2 separate regions of the Homo sapiens genome follow, and region 2 is linked to region 1. The links are chromatin loops, found by intact Hi-C in ENCODE. Cell type or tissue: heart left ventricle. All regions are shown on one strand. Each heading gives the region's core, and the rest is flanking DNA. Links, peaks and the distances in the headings are about the cores only. Region 1 overlaps PPCDC (phosphopantothenoylcysteine decarboxylase). Region 2 overlaps GOLGA6C (golgin A6 family member C).

Region 1 (5,369 bases), core at 239-5,238:
TGAGAAGTGGGATAATGCAGCCAAACATGATCCTCAGCCCACGTGGGTTGTGCTCAAGTGCTGAAGGCAAATCCTGGGCAGAGAGGCTAGAGAGCCAAGGGGCCTGTGAGTGAAGAGGAGATAGGCCCCTGTGGATGCTCAGCCATGGAGGTAGCCATTGGACAACTCACCAGCGCTGCTTCCTGGGCAGCTGCCTGGGTTTCCCTTGCCATGCTGATTCTTTTTTGAGTGCATCTTCTAGGACCTTCTGTCTTGGAAGGAGAGCCCCTTACTGCTCTCTTTCATGTATTGACTCAAAGTTTCTGCTGGAAGGAGCTTCAGAGATCATCTGGTCCTACCTCTGCATTTTTCAGATGAAGGGACAGGTCCAGGGAGGGAATGACCCTGGACCAGGGTCACTCCAGGTCAGGAGCACACCATGGTCAGGGCCCAGGGCTTCTGCTTCACAGGCTAGGTATCTGTCTTCTGCTCACACTGCCTTGGAGGGTATAGTTATTCATTCAGCACCTGTTCAGGACTGCCGGCTAGTGGACTGCTGGTTGGCAATTAGACCCGGTCACACATTCAGGGAGCTTGCTGGTGGAGGGAGAGGCAAGGAAACTGATGTGTTAATTGAGTCTGTGATCACCAAAAAGGTGCATCCCAGGGAAGGACTGATCTCAAATAATTTCAGACAGGTGTCATTCCTGTCTTCTCAAACTCAACCTACAGATTCCCCAGAGGCAGCTACTGTGTTTTCCACAATTCCTTTGCATGGTGTTCTTTGTAATCGGTCCTCAGTGATGGTTGCTGATGAAGCACGTTCTGCTGGCCCAACCCGCCACGTGTAGGTTTTGGTGTCCATCAGCCATATTATCATGAGTGCACACTTCTAGCAACGTCTGAGAGCCAGAGGAAGAAGCAAACCAGCTAATCTCCTGGGGTGGCCTGCATCCCCTTTATGCTGGTTTCTTCCTGGGCTTTGATTTGTACGGTGGTGCCCATCTTGATTAACAGGGACAGGGACAGAGAGGCAAATCTCTTGGCTCCCTGGAGCACCCAAACCTCCCTGTTGCCCAGGGTTCCACCTCATGAGCATCTTTGGAACCCATCCCTTCCTGCCGCTTCCTTTCACCAGTCAGCCCAGTCCACCGCAGCAGCTCCTCTCGCCCTCCAGTCTCTCCACTAACAGGGTCCCTTTGACACTGTCACCAGGTGCCAGCACCGTCTTTCTAAAACCAAAACTCCTCACCCTGGCCCTCGCTGCCCACGGCATTCTGGCCTCACCCTGACTTTCAGTCTCACTTTCTGCCCCTCTACCACCCCCCATCACAGTCCGGCCTCACTAGTAAGCCACTCCCTGTTCCCCAACCTGCCACCCTCCTCAGGACCTTCACCTTGGCAAGATTGTTCCTTCCTTTGAAGTGATTTCTTCCTGTCTCTGAAAAACTAACTCATCCTTCAGGACTCAACCCCAATGTCATTTTTTCTGGGATGCAATCTCTGACTTCTAGAGATGGTCACCCTGAGCAGCCACGCACCTGGTACAGCCCTTCCCCACAGCACTGCATCATTCCCTTGTGACTGGCCCATGTGTGGGGAAGGTGTCTCACTTTCTTATCAAACTGTGTGCTCCCTGAAGCCAGGACTGCTGATCCCTTCCGCTGCCTCAGCCTCTGGCCTGGGGCCTAATACGTGGTGCTCCATACATTCTGGTCGACTGTATGAATGAAGGGGGTGGCCCTTGTTCTCCTTTTAGATCCTAAATCCCGACAGCTTTATAGAGCCCAGGCCTGGCAGGCTCCCAGAACTTGAAGCCACCAGACCCCACATGGAACCAAAGGCCTCCTGTCCAGCTGCTGCACCCTTGATGGAGAGAAAATTCCATGTTCTTGTGGGTGTCACGGGGAGTGTCGCAGCCCTGAAGTTGCCTCTTCTGGTGTCAAAGCTTTTGGACATTCCTGGGGTGAGTATCCTCACCAGATAAGCATGGCAGCCTCCGGCATGGGAGGCCGGTGCTCCCGGGGATGGCCCATTGCTCTGCAGTACATGCAATTTTCTTTTTCTTTATCATGTTAATCATGCTTGTGGAGGTCCTGTGTGTGTGGTGCTCTGTGGAGGATTCAGGAGACAGAGACCAGTGCCCAGTGTAACCAGGGGCTAGATTAGATAGTACAGACAGGGCATGAGGGGAGACTGGGAAAGGACCCAGTGAACGGAGGGTTTGGGCTCCCATACATTAACCCTGAGAATCCGTGAAGTCCTGTGTGGGAGGAGGGCTGGCTGGAGAAGTGCAGCAAGTTCTCAGTATCCCCTCCTGCCTTGGGCTTCCCCATCCCTGCTTTCATTCCGCCTTGAACACTGCGGCTGTGTTCTCCCTCCTCGTGAGACCTCATGGTTGTCTTGTCAGTCAAATGCTCTGAAACCCCATTGTCTGAAGCTCTAGGTTCAAACTTTGCTCCTTCAGGTGTTCAGAGCTGCCCCAGGGGCCCCCGACTGTGTGCTGGGGTGAGGGACTCTAGCCCCCGTCCTTGGCCAGACCCTCAACTTGGATCTATTTTCTATATTGGGGTTCTGGTGCAGAAGTTCAAGGCTTTAAACAGCGTGAAATCTAACAGGGAGTGGCCCCACTTCCTAGTTCCACCTCCAGGGCCCTTAGTTGGTCTGTCTTATCCCCCTTGGTCTTTGCGTGGCTGGGCCCTGCTAGGCTGGCTGCCCTCTCTGCTCCTCTCTCGCCTTTTCACATTCTGTGCAAAGCCTTCCCTGTCTGCCCCAGCCCAGCCCCTGTGGTTTTGGCCCCTTCTTTTAAACTTATTTGACATAGAACTATAGGTTGCCTTAGACACTGCTGGTGTTACTGGCCCCTAGTTTTTGGTGGGGTCTTGTGAAGTTGCTGGGCCCCAGGCCTGGCTTTTCCCTCTTGTTATCAGCTGAGCACCCAAGGTGCAGTGGCCGTATCTGGCATGTCCAGCAGGGGGCGGTGCTTACTCACAGATGACCACGTGGTCACATCAGCTGGGGCTGGGCTGGGAAGTGTTTCACTTTTTTACTTTCCACCAACTTCCACCCAGAAAGTCACCCCATCACCCCACCCCCAGGGCTGGGATAAGCCATGAAGCTGCCAGCCAGGGATGACAGCCAGGCCAGAGTGGGGGAGGGAGGAGAGTCTCGTGGCACTCTGACACTGGGTGCTGCACTTTTAGGGCAGTGCTGCTTAGGCCCAGCCACCCGCTGTGTACCCAGAAGCATTGGTAGGAGCTGCCCAGCTAGAGCCGTGAGGGTGGGAGGCCTCTGCCACCACCCCCTGGGGAGGGAGGGAGCCATGCAGTTCCCTTTTCCCATAGCCCCAGGGCAAGTGAGTTTCCGGACTAGGGGTGGATAGGGGCGGGGAGTCCTATCCCAGGAAACAGATGGGCAGCCTCAGAGCGGAGGGAAATGGCAACCCTACCGCTTCCTCCCATCCCACGCAGCCAGCGTTTGGTGGGAGGGGGGTTGTGAGGAAAGGGTTGCCTGGAGCAGGGAGGTGCTCCAGCCCACCCCAGGGCCTTTTAGCCTGGGCCCCATGGGATGGCAGGCCATGTCTGGAACAGGACTTGGCTTCCCCTCTCTGGTTGGAGTTGATGCCAAAAGTGAGGCAGCCAGAGGGCACTGAACTGGGAGGGAGGGCTCCCCGACTCAGCCTCTTGGAGCTTGCCTTTCCCATTTGAAAATAGGGCTGATTCCTGCTGCCCATCCCCCAGACTCTTGTCAGGCTCCCTGAGATGTTGGCTGGGGTGGGAGGGGTCACAGATGAAAATGGTCCTGTGCCAGTGACTCAGCACAGAGCCTGGCATGTTGAAGCACTCGGTTGTGTGTGTTTCCTGGCCATCACCCTGTCCTTTCCCCTTGTTCATGTCCTTTGGGCCAGCCACATGGTGTGGGGCAACCCCACTGGGAAGAGCCATGGAAGCCACAGTTCACCTGCTCTTGTGGAGGGCCCATGCCTTTCATCTGCAGGGAGACAGCTCTCCAAGCCTGGCCTTGCTTATTAGGGCCCTCGTGAGGTGTTGGGATCCAAAGGTAATCCCTGGATTGCCTTGTGTTGGCCCCAGTGGTGGCGTCTATCCCTGCACACTCCCCTTCACTCCCTGATGGCCCTGATCTCCACATTGCCTCCTGCTGGATCTCCTGCAGGAGCATCATTGTCCCTTGGAGCAGTCACTTTCAGCTCTTCACCTGCTGAGTCGTGGGTTCAGGTGCTCAAGGCTTTCCGGAACTTCCTTAGGTACATCCAGATTTTGTCTAGCACATGAACAGCTGGGGTGTGGGCTGCAGGGAGCTGGGGGATTCTACAGATCTGGCCCATCACTGTTCCTGATTGACCAGTATGTCCAGACATCCCGGGAAAGCCGCTAATGTCAAGGTAGCCAAATCAGGGAGACTGTGAGGGGTGGTGGAGAGACATGGATTAGCCACAAGCCACACACACCAGCAGTCAGGGAGAGTAGTCACTAGCAGAGATGACCTTGAGTATGTTGGGGCAGGTGGGCAACCGTGTCACAAGAGAGGCAGCTGAGCACATTTCTGACGCTGGGACCCTGGGCAAGTCCGTTCTTTTTGGCCATAATTTTCTTATCCACACAGTGAAGGAGGGGCAGGTTCTCAAATGATCCATCTCCAGGGCCTCTTCTGGCACTGGTGTTAGAAGATTCTAGATGTGAGGGCAAAAAGGACTAGGACCCAAAGGCAGCCTGAGAGAAGGTCCTGGGGCTCAGGAGCTTCAGGATGCCGGGGGTTTTGTAGTTCCGTAGTTGTCATGTAATTGAGTGGCAGTAAAATCCGGGTTGTCAGCTCAGGCAGTTTCTTCCCTGGGGTTGGCAGCCTGGCCCATGCAGGGGAGCAAAAATGGCTTTCCTCCATCTTGCTAGGCTGCTTGGCTGGGCTATGAGTTCAACTGACTTATAAACAAAATTAACAGGGCCGGGCGCGGTGGCTCACTTTGGGAGGCTGAGGCGGGCGGATCACTTGAGGCCAGTTCGAGACCACCCTAGCCAACATGGTAAAACCCCAGCTCTACTAAAAATACAAAAATTACCCGGTTGTGGTGGGCGCCTATAATCCCAGTTACTCAGGAGGCGGAGGCAGGAGAATCGCTTGAACCCAGAAGGCAGAGGTTGCAGTGAGCTGAGATCATGCCACTGCACTCCAGTCTGGGTAACAGAGCAAGACTCCATCTCAAAACAATAACAACAAAAAACAAGATCAACAGGAGAAAACCATATTTAGTTACATATCTGCACATGGGTGTACCACAAAATATGAGATTCCCAGAAGGGTGAGATGGCTGAAGCCTGTATAGCAGCCTGAGCTACAGAAGGAAATAGGGGCTTGGGGCTTCTGGGGGTGGTGGC
Region 2 (5,369 bases), core at 133-5,132, 250 kb after region 1:
CGAAGTTTATGCAACTTAAAATGTTTACAAGCTGCAGTGCAATCTAATGTTTGTGAATGTCCAAGTATTATGAGAAAAAGTGTCTATACAATGACAGACTTATGTTTCCTCACAAAGTTCTTCACAAAGAGTGAAATATGTTTTTATACCTCTCAGTTTCAGTTAGAGGCATATTTTGTGCCATATTTATGTTAATGTGCCTATACGTGATGAGTGAATTATTTCAGTCATACATTGCCTAAATCATAACTTTAAGATGCTTGGGAAAGAATCAACAGCTAAAAGTTCATGAAGTTCTAATGTCTGTGTTCCAAAATACGTCACAGTATTAGGATGCAGGGAGAGATGTGTGTGCGCTCCCTGGGGTGGGCATTTCTAGTTACTAGACCATCTCCATTTTTAGCATTTGGCATCCTCATGATACTTTTATACATATGACATTAATAGGAGAGCAATAATACGATTTTACAGATGGAATAACAGATGTGCCTGCATTCAGTGAAAGAGTGCAAATATTAAGTCCTTGTGACTTCAACTGACTCTTCCAAATTGTATGAATTTATCAATGTATTAGATAAACTCAGTTCCAGAATTATAAAGAAAAACTGTTAGACCAACGAATGTGGCTAATTAACAGTAGGACGATTTCTAGCCCGAGGGTTTAAAATGGACTTCAAGTCCTGTTCTTGCCTTTTATTTTCTGAACTTGCCACTTTTGCATTCTTTGAGTTCAGTTTAAAGACAGTTTGAGTCCAATTTAGACCCTCGGGCTAGAAATCATACCACTGTTAATTAGCCACCTTATTTGGTCTAACAGTTTTTCTTTATAATTCTGAAACTGGGTTTACCTAATACATTGATAAATTATTTCAAAGGTATTTTTATAGTTCAAATCACTTCACTTTTACCCTGATAAATATAAATGACTAGGAATGATCTTCAGCTAGCCTTTAGCACCTGCAACCAATCTGACAATAATGTGTTCATCAGGTACCTGTGGATTAAATCACACACCGGCATATTTAAGCTGAATGTCAGTCTGGAAAATGAATGTACTATATTAACTGAAATACCACTCTTTGTGTAGGTATTCTGTCATATATTTAAGAAAAATTAAATAGCATGTAAATCATATAACAATAACTTAAGTCTTTCTTCAAAGTGCATGTGGTCCTTTGCAATACCTCATTCAGCCAAGTATTTGTTCTCTTCCTCATTCAGTTTAAGGCAGCTTTCAATTTGCTTAGAAGGCAACATTAGAAGGGTAGAGTTTAATCAGAAACATAGAATTTTAAAGTGTGGGTTCAACTGAATAAATTTGAATTTCTGTAGGAAGTAAAGAATTAAAAATCTATTTAAAGATTGCAATATATAATCATTTTTAAAGTATTTGTTTAACCTGATGGGTTTTCCAGAAATGAAAACAAGTCAGTTCTAAAACCAAAGCTGATATTTAGAAAATGTGAAAATATAAATCAGCCCTATGCATAATATAGTTTCTCTAAAACTTTATCTTAAAGAGTCATTTTAAAAGAATATAACTATTCAAAAATGTAACTGCTATCTTAATGTTTTGAAATAAGTTAAAACACTTTAAAATATGAATACTGTAGTTTGAAAGAAAGAAACTGGGGGAAGGAAAAGTAGAGAAAGAAATGCCAATTCCAATGCAAGGCTTTATTTGCCAAGTTTTCTTAGAATGACTTTTACCAGTTTATGAATTCTTGTAAACAGAATGTATAATAGAAATACTGAAACACTGTTGCCTAAAGTGGCATTGTTGACTGCTACTGTGATGCTACTGTAATGTAATAAATTATTAAATTGTTGCAAAGTGCTGTTTTTGCCTTAAAATTTTGTGTGTCTTGAAAACTATAGTATTACAGGTATTGAGACTGTGCAAATGCTGGGCACGCTTGGCATGAGATAATCAGTTTTTATTTTTACAAAATTGTAATTAACTATGCAAGTGTGTTTATTAAAAGAATACAAACTAAAAAGAAGTTATGGGATTTAGAAAATGTTGTAGGATGAAAAAGTTATGGGATAAAAAATGTGGAAAAGTCGTGGCAAAAAAAGTTGTGAAAAAAGTATTTAAAGTTTTATGAAAAGTTTAAAAAAAGTATTATGAAAAAGAAGTTACGGGATTAAAAAATAAGTCATGGGATATAAATAAAAATAAATAAAAGCAGGCCTCTGTCAGCATAAGCCTGGAGAAGTGGGGCTGGAGTCTGCCGCCATCGTGTCCCTACCATCCCTTCCTACCCCTTTATCATTAGGGTAGCAAGACAAGACCCCTGTCTAATGGGGAGAGACAAACAGACCCTTTGCCACCTTGACCAGGGCTGAGTCCTTAGATTTCTGGATGATGATGATTGTTATTTAAGAGCCAGAGGCTGGTGGAGTCGGTTTGTTTGGAGGCGGCCTGATGGCCTCCCTACCCTCACCAAAGCAACTTTTCCCTCAGGGGGCTCCCATCTTCTTATTCAGAGAGGCAGCTGAGGCAGGGACAATGGGGCTAACTGTAGAGCAGGTGAGGGCACGGGCTGCTGGGAAGGCCCCAGTGTACATATAGTATCTGTGTAACATTTTGTATATTCCAGGGGGTAGGGCCACCCCCTGTATCGTACCTAGCAGAGGTTGGAGCTGGCATATGAGGAGGAGGTTCTAATCATTATTTGTGGCTGGGAAACTTATTTATTGATAGCATGGGGCAGAGGAAGGAGGCGGGGATGGGGTTGTGGCTCCCTGGTGATGCGACTCCCGTTTATTTTGCTTTTCATTTTGGAATAAATGGATTTAGCCATACTGCTCAGCCTGGTGTGTTCCTTTTTCCCTCACTGGGTCCTGGAGTTTGTGCCACTGAATGAGGAGCCCCAGAGTTGTCTGAGCATGTCCAGCTGGGCTGTTGGTGACCTTCCAGGCCTGTTACCTTTATGCTGCCTAGTGACACCTGGTGGATTTCATTGGGACTGCCATGGTGCCTATGGGGCACAGTCCAGCCCTGACAGCCAACAGGCTCAGAAGCCTGATCTAGCGGTGGCCGGGAAGACAGATACTAGCACCCAAGGGCACTGACTTCCATTCACCCCAGGAGTCTTCCAGGCCCCCTGCCCAGCACTAACATCTCTTTGTGAGTCTCAACCAGACTGAGCTGCAGCTTCAGGGTCAGGGTAGGCTCTGACTTAACTGATGTGACCCAGGACAAGGGGATTTATTGATGGTGTCACATATGCTTAAGCTCTTGGCCTCTGTGATTTCTTTGGGGCATGATACCCCTCTGTCCCATGCTTAGGTGCCCACATGTGGCCACAAGTGCCTTTCCTACCACCATCCCTACTTGAGGCTGGTGTCCAGGCACCTGTGGCTCCAGGCAGAAGGCTGAGCGCAGAGCCAGGCCTGGGCAGATGTTCTGCAGGGGCTGCAGGAGCTGACAGTCCTGACCACCCAGCCCGTGGCCATCCATTCCCTTTCACCGTGGCTGGCTCTTCATCCACCATCCTTCCAGGGGCCAGGCCTGAACCCAAACTGACTTTTACCTGCCCTGGTCCCCCTTGTGCCTATCAGGTTCTTGGCTGAGCATGATGTTTTTGCCCATTTCCTTGATTATCCTCAAGAGGTTTATAGAGCCACTTGGGGACATCACATCTGTCTACCAGGTCCTCACCAGAGACATGACTGCCTTGGGCCGGGCCTGGGATAGTCAGGGGTCACACTCACCTGTTGGGACCTAGCTTCAGTGGCTTCAATCTGGGCAATGGCCTGATGGGCGGCTGCCCCTTCTCCTCTGCTTGGGGGAGGCAGGAGAGGAAGGTCAGGGAGGAGATCTGCTTCCTGCCCACCTGACACTGGTTGGAAGCAGGGCGCCCACCTGTGCCTGTCTCACCTTGCTGCAGGTGCATCGGAGGCCGAACCCCTCTCCCGATCTCCTGCAGGTGCAGATTCCAGGTTTCCAGTGGGTGTCAGTGTGGGCTCCAGAGCTCTCCTGGTCCTAGGGAACCCTGGGCTCCATGAGGCCTTGGCCTAACCAGATTGTTTCCCACACTGTCACCTCCCCACCCTGTCACCTCCCCAAACATGGGGCTGCATGCTCTGTGCCCTGGGTGGGACATTGGAAGGAGTGCCACCTTCCAGGTTTGGATCACAGTAAAGCCTCTGCCTTGGGGATGTGCTGGCCGAGACAGATGGGGTTGAACCAGCCATGATACGTTGGCCTTGGGCAAGTCATCTGTGCCTTGCTTCCCCAGCAGCCAGAAGGGATAATAGCACCTATTTCACCCATACTCAAGTGTTCACTTGTTAGCAGGAACTGAGTCCCGGAGGAGGTGCAGGTGGAGCCATTGAGGCAGCACTGCAGCTGGACCTGGGTCTGAGTCCCAGCTCCTGGCTGTGATATGCATCACTCTCTCCATTTATTTATCTGAAGGACAGGGCTGTGCTGTTCTGGGGTCACTGTGACAATGCAGCTGGCCTGTGTGAGTTGGTGGTGGCCTCCTGAGATGGTTTGAGGTGGGCTGGAGGTGTGTCTTGAATGCCCCCTCACCCCCATGGGGAAGACCCACTTAGGGAAGACTCAAGTGTCTGTATGGAGGAACCCACATTCCCTGCCCCTCAGCTGTCCTCTGTCCCTTCCTAGCCCCCTCTGCTGTCCTGCAGGCTCTGGCGGTGGCCATCCAGCTTGGTGGCCATCTGGCTGATCCACTCCTCCAGGTGGACCCTCTGTCCTCATGTGGTGCAGGTCCCATTGTGCCACCTCCAGACAGGCCATGCTAGCCCCAGGGCCTCCGTTCCCTGTTACCCAGCCCCCACCCCCAGGTACGTGCCCCCTCCCTAAAGCCCACTGTGTCCACCAGCTGTGTTTCAACTCTGTCTCTGAGCAAGGCCTAACGCAAAGCCTGAAACAGCCTGGCTTGTAGAGGGCCAGGAGACCAAAGCTTGAAGAGAGAGTGACGGTCTCCCAGAGCCCACTTAGCCTCAGCCCCAGGGCTGTGTCCATGCTGTTCCTGGCTCCAGTGAGCCAATTCTCTCCCATGACGCCTGTAAGGGCTCCAGTGGTGATGGAGGTAGCTGGAGAGAACAAGGCTGTCTTAACCCTCCCTCCCTGAGAAGGCCCAACGGGGAACGTTTTAGGCATCAGGGCATTCTGGGGGGCATCTTCCAGGGACCCCTCCTATACCCTGCCCTGCCCTGGCTCTCTAGTGAGAAATTGCAGTTGCTTGGACAGTGGGGCTGACCCAGGACAAATGCATATATTGGGCTGGTCTTCAGGGTGCTGGGGTAGGGGCAGGGGCACTTCAGGGATAGGAAGGAGGGGCCTGTGTGTTCCAGAAGTACAGAGGAACCTGGTGCCGGCCGCAGTCAACCCCTAT

What was found. Hi-C counts contacts between places; a loop is a spot of excess contacts. Peaks named below come from ENCODE experiments on the same cell type or tissue, not always from the same donor. Only the 100,000 strongest peaks of a DNase experiment are listed, where the experiment ranks them.
Region 2: a loop joins it to region 1, with 8 times the contacts of the local background. A loop is called at or near these places in 4 of 110 quality-filtered maps.

Annotation. Positions count from the first base shown.
Region 1 is chr15:75,026,509-75,031,877 of GRCh38, forward strand. PPCDC (phosphopantothenoylcysteine decarboxylase) reads left to right here. Exons shown (of 6, transcript NM_021823.5): 2 at 1,739-1,945. The coding sequence starts at 1,811. Among named protein-coding and RNA genes, the nearest start is that of PPCDC, 5.6 kb to the left of the region's middle. RefSeq lists enhancers at 2,670-2,859, 4,916-5,369. In heart left ventricle, for the core only: CTCF peaks have their summits at 2,942 (motif pointing right) and 3,143; a DNase peak (open chromatin) is centred at 2,963; H3K4me3 peaks cover 612 bases; H3K27ac peaks cover 1,969 bases.
Region 2 is chr15:75,271,618-75,276,986 of GRCh38, forward strand. GOLGA6C (golgin A6 family member C) reads left to right here. Exons shown (of 18, transcript NM_001164404.2): 18 at 1-1,838. It also overlaps a transcript of GOLGA6D not described here. Among named protein-coding and RNA genes, the nearest start is that of GOLGA6D, 8.5 kb to the right of the region's middle. RefSeq lists enhancers at 4,133-4,664, 5,197-5,369. In heart left ventricle, for the core only: a CTCF peak has its summit at 2,965 (motif pointing left); a DNase peak (open chromatin) is centred at 2,984.